Linked DNA regions of Homo sapiens: region 2 is linked to region 1. The links are chromatin loops, found by intact Hi-C in ENCODE. Cell type or tissue: gastrocnemius medialis. All regions are shown on one strand. Links, peaks and the distances in the headings refer to the core of each region. The heading gives the core; the rest is flanking DNA. Region 1 overlaps KDM6B (lysine demethylase 6B). Region 2 holds the start of KRABD2 (KRAB domain containing 2).

Evidence for each region. A loop is a pair of places that touch in the nucleus more often than their neighbours do. Peaks named below come from ENCODE experiments on the same cell type or tissue, not always from the same donor. Only the 100,000 strongest peaks of a DNase experiment are listed, where the experiment ranks them.
Region 2: a loop joins it to region 1, with 5 times the contacts of the local background. A loop is called at or near these places in 4 of 110 quality-filtered maps.

The regions. Positions count from the first base shown.
Region 1 is chr17:7,840,160-7,843,065 of GRCh38, forward strand. The region is part of intron 2 of KDM6B (lysine demethylase 6B); the gene reads left to right. The region is part of intron 3 of LOC124904106 (translation initiation factor IF-2); the gene reads right to left. Among named protein-coding and RNA genes, the nearest start is that of KDM6B, 7.4 kb to the left of the region's middle. RefSeq lists a silencer at 1,534-1,693 and an enhancer at 2,224-2,533. In gastrocnemius medialis, for the core only: a CTCF peak has its summit at 1,599; DNase peaks (open chromatin) are centred at 1,622, 2,102 and 2,572; H3K4me3 peaks cover 1,918 bases; H3K27ac peaks cover 2,500 bases.
Region 2 is chr17:8,375,250-8,378,155 of GRCh38, forward strand. It overlaps KRABD2 (KRAB domain containing 2), which reads right to left and starts at 1,455. Exons shown (of 2, transcript NM_001304947.3): 1 at 651-1,455. It overlaps RPL26 (ribosomal protein L26), which reads right to left. Exons shown (of 4, transcript NM_000987.5): 4 at 2,267-2,443. The coding sequence ends at 2,315. RefSeq lists an enhancer at 1,094-1,645 and a silencer at 1,390-1,589. In gastrocnemius medialis, for the core only: a CTCF peak has its summit at 1,518 (motif pointing left); a DNase peak (open chromatin) is centred at 1,502; H3K4me3 peaks cover 1,748 bases; H3K27ac peaks cover 2,088 bases.

The sequences.
Region 1 (2,906 bases), core at 245-2,744:
TGCTTGAGTGGTTCAGCCCTCCTGGTTTATGGACCTCCCTTCTATCTCCTATAAATGGTTCAGCCCTGTACTTCACCAGCCTCTCCACTACTACCAAAAAATCTTTTCCCCACTATCTCCCTAGTGCTACAACTCAGTTGCTTATTGAAATGAAGAGGGAGTTTGCAAGCTGAAAAGTGGATATGAGCTACCCTGGAGGAATTTTTTCTTGGTAGGGAAACAGCTTTGTCCCTATAGGAGTTGTTGAACACCCTGGCTTTTGGAGGGTGTTCAGAATTTATTTGGGGAGATAGTGGAGATCACTGCCAGCCACAGCAGTCTTGGCATTTCACCTTTCCTTCCAGATCTCTTTCAGTCCCATTCTCTCCCCACTGCACTATAGCATTTGCCCCCATACCTAAGTCTTACTCTTCTGCTTCCCTCTCTCCTTCTGTCAGTTCTCTGCCTGAGGCCCTGCTTTATTTCCCATTCCTTTGTAGGAGAAAAGGGAAGATAATCCCTAAGCCAGGGGCTTAAGTTCTCTCTGTGTTGTTCTTCCTCATTACATATGGGGTTTCTCGAGTGGGACTGTTTTCTTCTATGTGTCTCTCACTATTTTGCTTGATGTTTTGCACATTGGGGTGCATGGTGGATTTGTGTTGAATAATGTTAACTGAATGAGCTTCATTATGAAGAACCTATGACTTCTGAGATTTGCTGCACAGCCTCCTACTTTATCCTCTAGAGGACGTGAGACATTGGGGATGGTAACATGGGTAGAGCTGAAAGGAAGGTTGACCCAGGAGATGGCCTGTGAGGATAAAACCAAGGGAGGGAGAGTAGGACAGAGGCAGTACATAAGAGTGGTAAGAATGTGGCTCTGGAAAGAAGCCTAGCTCTTTCATTCTTCACTTGCAGAATGACTTTGGCCAAGTCACCTAGCCTCTCTGGGCCTCAATTTCCTCATCTGTAAAATGGGGGTAATCAGAGTACCTCCTATGTCAGGTTTTGGGGAGGAGTAAAAGAAATGCTTGTAAAATACTTAATACAGTGCCTGGCATGTAACAAATATTCACAAAATGCTAGCAGTTATCACCACAGTGGGAGCCACAGGGAGCTCTGAGGATAAGCAGGGATGTCGAGGGATGGGACAGAACTTGATTGAAGGCAGACAGACCTCCAAATTCTTGACTCAGACAGAATGATCACTGATCCAGCGAGACGTCAGGATCGAGAGGAGTGTAGCAAGGAGTCAGGAGGGTGGGCCTGCGCCAGTGTCGCCCCGACTCTGTTCAGTAACATGAAGGCAAACACAGAAGGGCATGTGCGGAGACACACGTGATCACGCTAGTGATGCAGAGGCAGACCCAGACAAAAGACCGAGACAGGAGCTAGGCAGACACACAGACAGAGACAGCCCCGCGGAGTCATGTAGACAGGGATAATGACAGGAACGCGTCAGACACAGGCACAGAGGGAGACAAGATGAGCAGATATGCAGGTGCACGCGGAGACAGACACCGGGACCCACGCACAGCCGACCGTGTCAGACAGACTGGTGAACACAGCGCCCAGTCAGAGGCAGACACAAGGCCTGCAGTGACACATAGCGGGCCGGGGCCGGCACCGTCACTCCTCGGTGGGGGGCGGGGAGGGGCCGGCAGCCGGGGGAAGGCTGGGGAAGGGAATCCCGGGCGGGCGGCCTGCCCGGGTGGCTGAGTCACAGCGGAGCCTCAGCCGGCGGCCCTCCCCTCCGCCTCCCCCTCCCCCAGGTAAGAAGCGAGCGTGTAACCCCTCGCTTCCACCAGGCGTGATGAGGACGGGCAGGGAGCGGGTTGCGACGAGGGTCCTGGACCGCCCCACCTCGGCGCGCGCGCAGCATGCCCGCTGATTGCCGGCTAGGTAAAACCCTATCTGCGGGCTCTTGTCTCTGGCCGTCACGTGAGTTTGCGTGCGCACTTCAGGCCTCTTACCACGCGTCCCGCGCGGCTGCGGCGCTGCGCGGAGGGGCTCCTCGGCTCAAGCCCAGAGAGAGTTAAGTGGGTGTGATTGATGGAGTGTTCTCTCTTGGGGCTCCAGCGGGGGCGGGGGGTAGGGGGTCGGTTAAAGTCCCGAGTCCAGGGCCCGGATGGAGGGGGCGGAGCTGGGCTTCGCCGGGAGTGCCCGGATGGAGAGGGTGTGGCCTCGGCGGGAGCGGAATTAACCCTTTCAGAGCCGCTGGCTCCCGAGGTTGTGGGTCGGGTCGGGAGAGGCTGGAATGTCTGCCTCAGAAGTATATCGATCTCCCAGCCTGGCTCTGGCCGCGTGCGTCTACCTCTCGCCTGTCTTCGAGGAGTCTGTGGGTGTCAGTCTTTGTGCCTGTCCGTGGTTCCCTTCCCTTGGTTAGTATAGACACCGGGAGTCAGGGAGGGCTATTCTTGCCCCAGAGCGAGAGTGGAGGTGAGAGTGGAGCGCGAGCTGGCGGCGACTGGGGAACAGGTGCAAGCGCCGCGTCGGGGCTGCCCGGCACGGGGAGGGGCCATCGTGGGGGAAGACGAGAGGGGAAATTCCGCGGGACCGGTGGTGAGCCGGTGTGTGGGCTGAGGAGTTGTGTCTGCCTCTGACTGTGTGTCTGTGTGTGTTCAGGGAGGCGGGGGCTGAGTCAGTGGGAAGAGGGGAAGGTTTTCTGGGTGACTCACGCTCCCCCACCCCAAGCCTGAATCAGACCCCGAGGGAGGGCTTTGTACGGGGGGCGGGGGGGCGAGTGAGGAGTCCAGCGCCTGGGTCCCGGGTGCGGACAAGGATCCGAGGTGGCTGGCGAGAATGAGTGTGTGTTTAGTGTACAGGAAGTTTTGTCTTCAAGTGAGGGCTTTGTATTCTTGGGTGCTGGCGTGGGGCTTTGTGGATAAAGGTGGAAGAGCAGGGAGCTGGAGGGACGGCACTCACTG
Region 2 (2,906 bases), core at 314-2,813, 540 kb after region 1:
ATCCACCCGCCTCTGCCTCCCAAAGTGCTGGGATTACAGGCGTGAGCCACTGCACCCAGCCTCGATTTCTGGCTTTCTTGAAAAGGCAACATTCTGGCTGCACTGGCGGCATTGCTGCCTGGCAATAACTGGCTGTGATGGAGAGGCGGCATCTTCCTTTGGATCAAGCTTGTCCAACCTGTGGCCTGTGGGCTGCACGCAGCCCAGGACGTCGGGACCTACTAACCTATTCATCTTACTTGCCCACTCCTGCACATTTCTAAGCTTTCAATATCTTTTTTCTTTCATTTTTTTTTTTTTTGAGAGGGTAGGGTCTCACTTTGTCACCCAGGCTAGAGTACAGTGGCATGATCACGGCTCCCAGGGTCAAGGCATCCTCCTACCGCAGCCTCCCAAGTAGCTGGGACTACAGGCATGCGTCACCAGACCCAGCTAATTTTTTCTTTTCTTTCTTTTTTTTTTTTTTTTGTAGAGACGGGGTCTCATTATGTTGCCCGAGGCTTCAGTATCTTTTCCAAAGCAACATGAAAGAAATGTGACCGTAAATCAATCAGCTTCTTGGTGTGATCTATGTGACGGCTAGGTGATAAACGAGTTGGTCAGAGAAAACTGGAAATATTTCCAAAGCCATGTTTACTCCCTTCACCCACCTGTGAGTCTTCGCCTTGGCTGTTTCCGACTCGGAATGTCCTCGCATTGATCCTCCCAATCACAGCCAGCTGAAACCAGCCTCCTTCCTGACGTATTCAGTAACTTTAGCTGATTGCCATCTCTCCTTCATCTCAACAACCTGTACCACACTCACTGGAGCACTTCGCTTTGCATCTTTAGTCGACCAGTTCAGATATATACAACCTATAAGGTAGGGACGGAGGCTTCTACCTGCCTGTACCCCCTTTGGAGGGCCCACGAATACAGAGCTGAGCACAAAAGATGTTTAAAGGACATTTTGTCAAAAATGTCGCTTACAGGTAGGTCGTTATTAGCAAGGTAGAGCAGCGGTACGGCCGAGTCTACGCTTGGGAATTCATTTGCTGACTCTTATCATTTACTGACTAAAGCAAAGTTACTGAGGCCTCAGTTTCCTCATCTACAACCCGGGGAGATGACCAGTACCCATCACAATCGATTGCTATGAAGATTCAATGATAATGCAGATAAGGCACTTAATACAGTGTCCCCTCACCGTCCACACCACACGGGCACGCCCGCTTATTCCTGAGGACCGGGCTGGGATGTCGCCTCCTTTGTGTAGCCTTCCTACCCTGACTTCGCAGACTGCTCCCACCGCCTGGATCCATGCCCGTCCACCCGCCAGCTCAGGGCTGAACGGCTGAGGCGGGCGCGCGGTGGAGAAAAGAGCTGCAGACTGAGGAAGGTCAGGAAGGAGAAAGGGACACACCAGACGCGGCGTCTGAATCCCCCTCCACCCAGAGGCCCCCGAGCAGCAACTCCGCCCCACCTCCCGCCCGCTCCGCCGGAAGCCGGTCAGCGCCAGCCGGAAGCCCCGCCCCCTAGAGGCACCGCGGACACCGTGCAGCGCTGTTCACCCAGATGCCAGCTGTGACCTTGGCTAAGCCAGTGACTTAACTCGGGCCCGTTCCCCATTCCCACGTTGTTGCCAAGTCTCCAGCCTGGAAAGTAAACGGGCTTCAGGTGTCCTGTTTAGATGCTTAAAATGAGGAACGGCAGGAGCACACACACTGCTGCCACCTCACACCTTTTCACTTCATCCTGACGAAGCTGCAGTTTAGTTTATATTTTAACTCAAAGACGTGTTAGGTTTTGGTTTGATGGCACTCATCCAGCACTTGTGCAGAAAACAAGGTAAAGGGGGCCCATGGGTCTATCAGATAACCTGAACCCGAGACCTCTCAATCTGGAGGAACAGCTTGAAGAAGTCATCTAGAAGCTATAAAGTCACAGAAGCTTCTTATCCTATTGAAAGCAAGACTTCCTATCCAATGGCAATACAAACTTTTACGCAGTAAGGTAAAAAATATAGCCTGTCCATATAGCAACCTATCCATAGTAAGCAAGTTAAAAGACAGGTTCAAGAGGAAGTGTTTCCAACTAGCTTTTCTTGTAGGCCTTCTTCTTCTCAATGACACCCCTCCAGCTTCTGATATATCCTCAAATGCTGCTGCCCACTATAAAAAAAATCTCATCAGTCCTGATTTCAGAAAAATTTTAGACCAACAAATCAGAGGTAAGAGACTGATCCACTGAAAACTAGGGAGTGTCCTAAATCACCACACACAAAACACAGGCTCTTTGTTTCAAGTTTTAATCAAAGCTTGTATATAAGATTACTTTATTCCTGCATCTTCTCAATGGTTTCTTCCTTGTATTTGCCCTTTTCCTTTCCTACTTGGCGAGATTTGGCTTTCCGTTCGAGGATCTTTTTGCGGTCTTTGTCCAGTTTTAGCCTAGTGATAACCACCTGCAGAAAAATAAGAAAAAAACACTCCCAAGCTTTAAATAATCACTAAAACACAAGGGAAAGCCCAACATTCAATACCATTTCCCAAACCTGGGGTAGGTGGATGCCTAATAAGAAAAGATTTTAACTTTTAAAAAACTCCAGAAATCACTCTTTAGCCATCAAACCTGGCTTATTTACTAATTTCCTACCAACAAAGGAGAAAAGGCAAGATGGTATCAGTAATTCTTAAAGCCTCTTCTGTGCTTCATTATAAGATTTGTTTCTTTTTCACTGAGAAATATATGATTCTGCTCTTCTCACTACAGTTTTACAAGCTGTCATATACAAATATATTTGTTTCCAAAGTAACTTCAGGCTGGGTGCGGTGGTTCATGCCCCCAATCCCAGCACTTTGGGAGGCAGAGGCAGGCGGATCACCTGAGGTCAGGAGTTTGAGACCAGTCTGGCCAACACGGTGAAA